Regions from separate parts of the Homo sapiens genome. Here region 1 is linked to region 2. Evidence: chromatin loops called from intact Hi-C (ENCODE). Cell type or tissue: mammary epithelial cell. All regions are shown on one strand. Links, peaks and the distances in the headings refer to the core of each region. The heading gives the core; the rest is flanking DNA. Region 1 overlaps LINC01198 (long intergenic non-protein coding RNA 1198). Region 2 holds the start of LOC105370194 (a long non-coding RNA gene).

Evidence for each region. A loop is a pair of places that touch in the nucleus more often than their neighbours do. Peaks named below come from ENCODE experiments on the same cell type or tissue, not always from the same donor. Only the 100,000 strongest peaks of a DNase experiment are listed, where the experiment ranks them.
Region 1: a loop joins it to region 2, with 6 times the contacts of the local background. A loop is called at or near these places in 2 of 110 quality-filtered maps.

What each region holds. Positions count from the first base shown.
Region 1 is chr13:46,453,961-46,459,348 of GRCh38, forward strand. It overlaps LINC01198 (long intergenic non-protein coding RNA 1198), which reads right to left. Exons shown (of 6, transcript NR_120426.1): 5 at 3,880-3,953; 6 at 1,243-1,551. It also overlaps the pseudogene LOC112268117. Among named protein-coding and RNA genes, the nearest start is that of LINC01198, 10 kb to the right of the region's middle. In mammary epithelial cell, for the core only: a CTCF peak has its summit at 2,220 (motif pointing left); no DNase peak of the experiment used is centred there.
Region 2 is chr13:46,319,136-46,324,523 of GRCh38, forward strand. LOC105370194 (a long non-coding RNA gene) reads right to left here and starts at 2,624. Exons shown (of 3, transcript XR_941946.4): 1 at 2,473-2,624. RefSeq lists enhancers at 255-803, 1,861-2,360. In mammary epithelial cell, for the core only: a CTCF peak has its summit at 2,680 (motif pointing left); no DNase peak of the experiment used is centred there.

The DNA.
Region 1 (5,388 bases), core at 175-5,174, 130 kb after region 2:
CGCGCACACACACACACGTCTTTATAGGAAGAGAAATAACTTTCTCATAAACCTCACAGGAGATCTCTCTTCAAATATTACTAACCAAGATATAATTTACATGGACTAAAAGGCAAAAGAGAAACTTTGAAAGTGTTTATTTGTTTATTTTCCATAGTAGAATGCCAGAGAAAGTGGCATATAGAGACTGACTTATGGCTGCTAATAATAATGTCTGCCAATAACATGTCACCATTTATTCAAGCATTTTTGTATTGGCCAATATTTAGATTTTCTTCAATTTTTTAATATTATATAGAATACTGAAATAAATCTCTTTGGGCATATGTGTAATGAGAGTGTCTGTTTATGTACATATGTGCATTTCGGCTGCTCAGTATCTTAATCACCTTTATATGATTGAGAAACCTTTTATTTTGTGATTGTTGTTGCAATGCAGAGTTTGCCACCTACTATAGAAGCTGAAGATAACGGTAATCATTATCTCAGTCTCTGTTGCAGCTAGGGTATGCCCGATGACCTAAGCTCTACCAATTAGATTAACCCACTCCCCAGAATTTTAATTATGATATAATGATACATTTAAGCACTATAAAATTCTCACTGGTAGCAATAGCAGTAGTGGCAAGATCAAGTTACTGAAACAATAGTGACACCCATGTAAGTTATAGCAACTTATCTTTAATGGTGGTGAGCTTGGTTTCCTCACTGAATCAGTTCCCGGCTCCAGATTTTGGACATTATCCTTGACTGTATAGAAACTAATAGTCTTTTGATGAATTTTTGTTTGTTTGTTTACATTAGGCTTAAGCAAGGGAATTTTTTTTGCCTTGTTGTATTTTGTTTTAACTTTCATTTGCATTATGTGATTGCTCAGGTGGGTACACATTTTCCACGTGTATTAAAAAGTAATATTTCCTCTTTTATGACACTTTGGCTTCAATATTTTGCCCAATATCCCACTGGATTATTTTTTTTTCTTATTTATTTGTTGGAATTATACATGTATTCTAGATGCCAAACATTTACAAATGTTATAAACACTTATAAAATTTGACCACACCTTCTTTAAATTTGTGGTTTGTCTCTTGATACATAGTTACCATGTTCAGAAATATGGGAGAAACTCTGGAGATTTTGTATAGTGATTAAAATAACTTGGACTGTGGAGTTATTCATTCAAAAATATTTATTGAGTTTGTATCAATCTATATCCATAATGAGTAGAAACCACACAGTCGATTTAGACAGGAGAAATGTAATACAAAAGACTGGTAAACTTTGATAAAACAGTAACTCTAAAATACAAGAAAACTCTATATGGTACTCTGGAGCTGAGGGAGAGTATTCAATGAAGAAAAAATTTAGAAGGGGTATTTTCTCCACAAGACTAGAGTAGTTGAAAAAGGTGCAGTGGCAACCCACTCAACAGCACCGCGTTTCACTGCTTTGCTCAGGTCAGAGCTATTCGGCAACTGCTGGACGATAACAATGGCAGAAAGCAATTCTCCACGGCATAGGTTCCACACAGTTGAATCTCTTTCAGTGGATCTAGGTAAAAGGATATAGAAGGAGTGAGCCAATGACAAAGTCTTTTTTTTTTTTTTTTTTTTTTTGAGACGGGGTCTCACTCTGTCGCCCAAGACGGAGTGCAGTGGCGCGATCTCGGCTCACTGCAAGCTCCGCCTCCCGGATTCACGCCATTCTCCTGCCTCAGCCTCCAGAGTGGCTGGGACCACAGGCGCCCGCGACCACGCCCGGCTAAATTTTGTACTTTTAGTAGAGACGGGGTTTCACCGTGTTGGCCAGGATGGTCTCGATCTCCTGACCTCGTGATCCGCCCTCCTTGGCCTCCCAAAGTGCTGGGATTACAAGCGTGAGCCACCGCGCCTGGCTGCCAATGACAAGTTCTTTTTTTTTTTTTTTTAAATGACAAATTCTTAACTGCAAGCAGGCCACAGGCAAAAGTTAGCAAGGGCCCAGGTACACAGGTGGGCAGAGGGAATCAAAAAACCTGTGGAGGTATGAAGCCTGCAAATTGTGGTGTCCATGCTGAGAAGGCTGCAGGAAGCCAGCCCCAGCTGTAAGATTCCTGAGGGACCTCAGATTCTGAAGTATAGCACCTCTAGATGTTCTCACACTCACACCGCCCACTCACTGTAAGGAGCCAGGCACCATAGGAGAGCCCTTTCCTCTACAACATCTCTCCGGTGCCCTCTACTGAGAAGACTTGAATACTGTGCTCACTATGAGGAAGTAAATACAAGAGGAATTCCACACATTATGGCAGAGTGATTGCGGGGTAAATTTGGAGCTGAGAGTCAATACATTATTTATTGACAAATATGTGGCGTGCTGGCCAGCATAGTAGATGCTAAAATGTCACAGTAAAAATAAGAAATAAAATTATCTTCCCTATAGAAATTATACTTTTGTAGAAGATATATGATATTATCCAAAGAAATGATTAATAAAACAGTGAAGTTCTATGAAACAAAAATAGAGTGCTATAAAGTGTAATGACATTTATTGAGGTTCAAAGAAAGTCTCCTGAACGACAATCATATGTTTGGGGAATTAATACTTAAGATGTATACTGAATATGTGAATGAGGTATATTAATATTCCTATAAAGCTTGCATAGTAAACTGTGATAAATGTTTAGAGTTGGCAGTTACTGGCATGGCAGCTGATAACTGAAATTTAATAATAAATGAGATTGATGAAAGAGTAGAGAAAGATAAAAAGTCACATGAAGGCATCTTTTGATAAACACACCTGAAGAGTTTTAAACTGCTTGCAGGTCAATTAAGATGCAAATTAATATGTATTCAAAAGACAACATGTAAGTCATTCACGATCTCCATTAATATGGCTTGTGGGTGGCAGAATTCAGATTACAGTGAGTTAAACAAGTAATAATCTCATAGAACCAAAAGTAGAGATCATAACATAAATAACACATCGATTTTAATTTCCAACTCAAATTAAAAATTAGATTTCATATAAAAATTTGGATTATGGGTCCTTTTGAAAAATTGGAAACCTTATCAATCTTTCCCTAAACTGGCTTGAAAAAATATTCAACCGGGTTGCCGCCCCTCCTTGAGATTATAGGGTCCATACATTCTCTCTTTTTTTTTATTATTATACTTTAAGTTCTAGGGTATGTGCGCACAACGTGCAGGTTTGTTACATATGTATACATGTGCCATGTTGGTGTGCTGCACCCATTAACTCATCATTTACATTAGGTATATCTCCTAATGCTATCCTTCTCCCCTCCCCCCACCCCACGACAGGCCCCAATGTGTGATGTTCCCCTTCTGGTGTCCAAGGGTTCTCATTGTTCATTTCCCACCTATGAGTGAGAACATGCAGTGTTTGGTTTTTTGTCCCTGCGATAGTTTGCTGAGAATGATGATTTCCAGCTTCATCCATGTCCCTACAAAGGACATGAACTCATCCTTTTTTATGGCTGCATAGTATTCCATGGTGTATTTGTGCCACATTTTATGGACATTAGGGTCCATACATTCTGTATTTCATCACTGTCAGTATTGAACTGCATCACTTTTAATATTTCTACCTGGCCTTTCTAGCACTTGCACTCATAGACTCTGCAACATGCAGTTCTTTAAAGAAGATAATGTGGAAGAGAAAAATGTGGTGTCTGATAGTAAAAGAGGGTTATGGTTTTTGTTTTTTCTTCCCTTTTTTTTCTTCTCTTCCTTCTTTAAAGAAAGTCAATAACTGATTGCCGAAACCAAGGTGTATACTGGTTGATATAAATAAGCCCATACATAGAAAGAAATTATAGATAGAACTGAGAAAGTTGAACTCTATTTACGCCTATTTAATTACTGGAATAACACTTACCAAGCTACTTAAACTCTGGTGCTTAATGTCTTCACTTATACCGTGAGAATTAATACCCACTTCCTGAAGTTATCCTGCAGAATAAATGAAATCATGTTTCCAAAGCTTATCAATAGTTCATGACCAAGTAACTATTTAAAAGCACATAAAGGAGACACATTATTAATATAGTAATCAACATACCACAGTGGCTGAAAAAGAATTAAACTCAAAGCACTAAGTTAGTCATTACACAATCCCAGGCTGTTTCATTAGGCAGTTGATGGTAACACATGGGGAAAGCAAAGGGACATCAAGACAATAAATCAAATACATTCATGTGCTGCTAAACGACAGGGATATGTTCTGAAAATTTGAGAAATGTATCATAAGGCAATGATGTTTGCCATGCAGATTTCACAGTGTACTTACATAAACCTGTATGGTATAGCTTAGAACACACCTAGGTTATAAGGTATAGCCTATTGCTTCTAGAATACAAACCTGCACAGCATGTTACCATATTGGATAATATAGGCAATTGTAACACAATAATAAATATTTGTGTATCTCAACTTATTGGAATCTAGAAAAGATACAGTAAAAACACAGTATAAAATAATAATAATAATAATAATAATAATAAAACAGTACCTATATAGACCACTTAGCACGACTGGCACTTAAAGGGCTGAAAATTGTTCTGGGTGGATCAGTGAGTGATTAGTGAGTGAATGTGAAGGCCTGGGATATTACTGTACACTACAGTAGATGTCTTAAACATTAGGCATTAGGGTAAATGTATAAAATACATTTTATTTCTTCAATAATACATTAAACTTAGCTTACTGATAATTTTTTGCTTTATAAACTATATTTTATTTTAGCTTTTTGACTCTTTTGTACTAAACATTTTTTTTGGAATAAAGAACCATTTTTATTACAAATGATTGACTTCCCCAATTGTAGATGTTATGATCATTAACACAGTCATAACAGAGAATCAGAGATTAAGGGAGCAAAAGATAACATTTGGAAAACAGTCAGATGACACCGTGGATCCTATGGCCATGATTTCATTCAAAGAAATGTGAGGCTAGAGGTCCAAGACTCTGTCAGGCATGTAATCCTTGGATATAGAAATCTTGGAGTATGAATCCTTGAATCAGTATTATCTTTAGACGTGTCATCTTAGAAGCAAATGGTCCTCTGACAGTGATGTTTTAGCAGGAAGAATAGCATCTTCTAAAGCAAAATGGCCGGTAGCCACAGTAGCCAGAGCCAGAGCCACATCCACAGCCATAGCCAGTTCCATAACCACAGCCATACCCACAGCCGTAGCCAGTTCCATAGCCACAGCCAGAGCCAGAGCCATAGCCACAGCTGTAGCCAGTTCCATAGCCACAGCCATAGCTGGAGCCATAGCCACAGCCATAACCAGAGCCATAGCCACAGCCATAGCTGCAGCCATAGCCACAGGAGTTGCCGTAGTAGTTGCAACACAGTTGTCAAGAGGAGAGACTTGAGATG
Region 2 (5,388 bases), core at 157-5,156:
ATGTGTGGAAGCTTAAAATGTTGATCTTACAGAAGTAGAAAGCAGAACAGAGAATACTAATAGCTGGGAGAAGTAGAGATAAGGGAGTGATGGGAAGAGATTTGTTAAAGGATGCAAAACTACAGCTATACAGGAAGAACAAGCTCTAGTGTTCTATACCATTGTAGAATCACTGTAGTTAACAATATTGTTTCACATAGCTAGGATGATATTAAATGTTCCCAACACAAAGAAATAATAAATGTTTGAGATGATGGATATGCTTATTAACCCTGATCTGATCACTATATATTACATGTATCGCATCATTATGTGCCCCCAAAATATATACTATTATGTGTATTTTTTAAATTAAAAACAAATCAGTCAATAATAAAGAATATCAGCAGTACCTTCAAAGGTCTGGAGTACCTCTCCCTGATCCTGTCTCCCACCCTCCATCTGTGACAACCACTATGTTGCATTATGTTCATCATTCACTTGCTTTGAAAAACAAAAACAAAAAACGTTTCTACCACCTATGGGTAGATCTCTAGTGTAAACAACGTAATGCTTGGCTTTGTCTGTGAAATTTATGTTAAGTGATCACTAATGAACGTCTTCCATGATTTGACTCTTTTGCTCAAGTTTGTTTTTAACATTTGTCAAATGTTAAAATTTGTACAATAGAATACAAACCCTAATTAGCCTTATGCTAATTAGCCATATGCTCATTAGGGTTTGTATTAGCTAATGTGGCTAATTACGGTTTGTATTGCATTGCACAAATATGTCACAATTTCCTTAATCATAGAAATGTCAACATTTGGGGAATCTAAGCAAAAGGGTATGGGAATTTTCTGTACTACTTTTGCAACTTTCTCTAATTATGAAATGATTTTAAAGTAAAAAGTTTTTTCTAATTCCTCTTAGAGCTAAGGAAGAAGAGGGGAAGCAGAAGAAAAAGGAGGAAGAGGCCGGGACAGTGGCTCACGCCTATAATCCCAGCACTTTGGGAGGCCAAGGCGGGCGGATCACGAGGTCAGGAGATGAAGACCATCCTGGCTACCATGGTGAAACCCCGTCTCTACAAAAAAAAAAAAAAAAAAAAAAAAAAATTTGCAGGGCGTGGTGGCGGGCGCCTGTAGTCCCAGCTACTCGGGAGGCTGAGGCAGGAGAATGGCGTGAACCCGGGAGGCGGAGCTTGTAGTGAGACCAGATGGGGCCACTGCACTCCAGCCTGGGCGACAGAGCAAGACTCCGTCTCAAAACAAAAAAAAAAAAAAAAAAGAAAAAGGAGGAGGAAGGAAGGAGATAAGAAAGAGGAAGAGAAGGAAAAAGACAAGAAACAGGAGGAGGAGGAAGACAAGAAAGAAGAGGGGGAGGGAGAGGAAGAGGAGGCGGAGAAGGAGGAAGAAAAAGACAAGAAGGGAGGAGGAGGGGAAAGAAGACAAGGAAGAGGAGGAAGAGAAGGAGGGAAAAGGAAGAGAAAAAGGACAATGAAGAGGGGAAGGAGGAGGAGGAGCAGCAGCAGCATCTCCTGTTCTCTTCCCTCTCCACACACACCCCTGCAGGCTCTCTTACAATGAGATGTCTGTACATAAACGCAGTGTTGCCTTTGCCACGTGGTTTCCAATCTGATCACACTTTCAAAATTTTCTCTACAGAATTTAGTTGTGGGGAACTAGAGACCCAAACAACTTGCTTCAAAAAGGGGAATGAGGTATGCACTAGGCACCCTGCTACCTCCTTCAGTTCTTCCAGGGGCATCCAGTCTCCTCTCGGCTAGCAGCCCTTCTGCTTCTTGCAGTGGGCTTATTCTCCTCTATGGCTCCAACAGCTAGGCCAGCTACCTCATGCGCTGGCCTGTGTGAGGCCACCAGGTCACCCTGGGGCCTTTCTGCTCCTTGAAGTTTTACTCTGTGCTCCTGCTGCTCGCCACCCTGTCTTCTGATCCTTTAGATCTTGAAAAGCAAGGATCTGACTGGCCCAACGCATCTTTCACACCAGGTGATGAGATGAATGTCCCAGGCCAGCTTAAGGCCTGGGACCCCTGGGGTCAGGTGTGGTTGGAGAGGAGGGGAAGGGACCCAACAGGCTGCTGAGTTGCAGGGGCTGCAAGTAGGACAGTTCCCCCTTAGCAGAGAAAGGGTGTGGAAGACATTCTCAGGCTCAGCCTGTCAAAGAAAATCTTGAATATTTTGGTCTCCTGAGCTGATCTAGAAGAAAGAACCAGTATCCGTTGTTTTCATCTAAAAAAAAAATCTACATGACCTCTCTCTTCTCTCTCTGGTTTTCTCACACACACACACACAGATACACACATATATACACCTCAGTGCCTTCTTTTCATTTCAGCCTGGCACGCTGTTAACACTTTTGGTGCGTTTTTATTCCCAGAAAGATGGCGTTTCTGTCCTACCTTTCAACTCCACAGAGAACGCATGTGAAGTTGCTTTTCCTGTGACTGTTGGTTTTGTAAGTCGTACTCACCAGGTCCACATTTACCCGCCTATGGCTTATAACTGCAACATCTGATGACTGGATTAGATCACTTGCAGGGTGTCTTTCAGCTCTAAAATCTGTGGTTCAGCAGCTCATGAGAAATCGGACCCTTAGTTCCTTAGACACAAGCAAAGCTGCCTGGTCTTTCAACTGGAAACCTTTTGAGGCAAAGCTGTGTCACCAGTGCCCTCTCGTGGGCAGATCTGAGACCCACAGTACCTTGAAATTACAAAATTGTAGCAACACTCAGATAATGATTAATGTTTAATTGAGGGCTTACGAAGTGTTAGGTGCTGATCTACAAATATCACACACGTTACCTAATTTAACCCTCACAACACCCCTATGCAATACGTGGTGTGGTTACTACTACTTTTTCTTTTTCTTCCCCCCAAGATGGAGTCTCACTCTGTTACCCTGGCTGAAGCACAGTGGTGCGATTTCCGCTCACTGCAACCTCCACCTCCCGGGTTCAAGCGATTCTCTTGCCTCAGCCTCCCGAGTAGCTGAGATTACAGGAGCCTGCCACCACACCCGGCTTTTTTGTATTTTTAGTACAGACTGGCTTTCACCATGTTGGCCAGACTGGTCTCGAACTCCTGACCTCAGGTGATCTGCCCGCCTCGGCCTCCTAAAGTGCTGGGATTACAGGCGTGAGCCACTGTACCCAGCCGTTTGTGGGTAGAAATTAGGGATGCAGGGTGTGGGTAACTGTCGGGGCAACTGTGTGTGTGTAGAAAGAGGGCACTATGGATGGAACCCACAGCCTAACTTAGTTTAGTCCTGCTTCTTTAACGAGATCCTCTGGGGTTCCAGTTAGGACTTTGTTTGCTAGATGACAGAAATGTTCTATATTGCCAGGCGCGGTGGCTCACACCTGTAATCCCAGCACTTTGGGAGGCCGAGGCAGGCGGATCACTTGAGGTCAGGAGTTCGTGACCAGTCTGGCCAACATGGCAAAACCCCATCTCTACTAAAAATACAAAAATTAGCCGGGCATGGTGGCAGGCGACTGTAATCCCAGCTACTCGGGAGGCTCAGGCACAAGAATTGCTTCAACCTGGGAGGTGGAGGTTGCAGTGAGCCAAGATCTCGCCACTGCACTCCACTCTGGGTAACAGAGTGAGACTGTCGCAAAAAAAAAAAAAAAAAAAAAAAAAAACAACTAAATGTTCTATATCTTAACTGGGGAGTACACATGGATGTATATCTTTGTCAAAACTTCATCAGACAATACACTTAAAATGGTTATATTTTATTCTATACAAGTTATACTTCAATACAGTTGATTTTAAAGTTCTGTGTGTGGTTTCTGAAAAAAAGTCACTTGGAAATCCACATGGACATCATGAAGATTTGTGGGGGAATAAATTGTATATAATTAGAGTATCCAATTTTACGGTTTAGAGTGTGATTACAACAAGATGTGATTTCTTTCACTATTGATTTGCCTATTATAGAATTTCATGTAGATGGATTCATACAGCATGTTCTTTTTTGCTTCTGGCTTTTGGATTTATCAGCAGTTTGTTCTTTTTATTTCCAGTAGTATCCTATTGTATGAATATAACAAGATTGGTTTATTCATTCTGTTAATGGACTTTGGGGTTTTTTTTCCAGTTCTTTTGGATAAATATGCAGGAGTGGAATTTCTAGGTCATATGGTGAGTGTATGACCAACTGTTTCCCAAAGTGTTTGTGCCATTTCATATTTCCACCAGCGATGCATGAGTTCCTATTGCTCCAGATCCTCGCCAGCATTTGGTATCATCAGTCTTTTAAGTTGGGGACCTTTGAGAGGGTGTACAGTGGTATCTCATTGCAGCACAGGCAGAACTTTGAAGCTCAAAAAGTAGGAAGAAAACATGCAAGAATGTATAGAAGACAGGTTAAGCTGATGAATATTACCATGGTCTGCATTATGCTGAGCTAAAATAATTGATTTCCAGCAACTTCTCAGTCTGGACCGGGAGAGAGAATCAAGGACTTGTGGTGTCTTCACTGGGTTGCTGGCCCAAGTGATGGCTCATCCCATATCTTGGGGCAGGTTCAGGAAGGATTCTGATTGAGATAAGGAGAATCAACCCAACTAATGGACAGGAGTAAGAGCAACTATGGAAACTTTCCCCTGAACTTTCACTTCCAGGAGATAACACACAACTCTTTTTTTTTTTTTTTTTCGATGGAGTCTTGCTCCCATCGCGCAGGCTGGAGTGCGGTGGTGCGATTTTGGCTCACTGCAACCTCCGCCTCCCGGGTTCAAGTGATTCTCCTTCTTCAGCCTCCCGAGTAGCTGGGATTACCGGCGTGCACCACCACGCCCTGCTAATTTTTGTATTTTTAGTAGAGACGGGGTTTTGCCATGTGGGCCACGCTGGTCTTGAACTCCTGACCTCAGGTGATTCATCTGCCTTGGCCTCCCAAAGTGCTAGGATTACAGGCATGAGCCACTGTGCCTGGCCTAGATAACATACAGCTCTTAAGACCGGGCGTCTCCTCCAGGTCTCTGAAGGAGAACTGTTTTCAGAGATAGCAGTTTGATTACTAAAAGCTGTAACTAAACAATATTTCTATAATGTACAATCATTTCTATAATGAGCCACTGCTACATAAATAAAGGCTTTTAATGATTGATTGTTGAATTTTGGAAAAGGAGTGCTGGAAAGTAACATTATTTGGGGGAAACACTTTCCTACACCTCAGGTTTCCATACCAAGCAGGGAATCATGATTCCCTGATAGAAAAGAGGAGGCGGGGGATGTTCCTGGCCCCTTTCTCCACACCTAGGATATGACAGTCAGGACATTTAACAACCAGTGAAGCATGGTCACCACCAATCAGAAAAGATGCCACCTGGAAGGGGTCTTTGGTGCCCCTGCCAGGTGCTGTCGCTGGGAGGTCTGA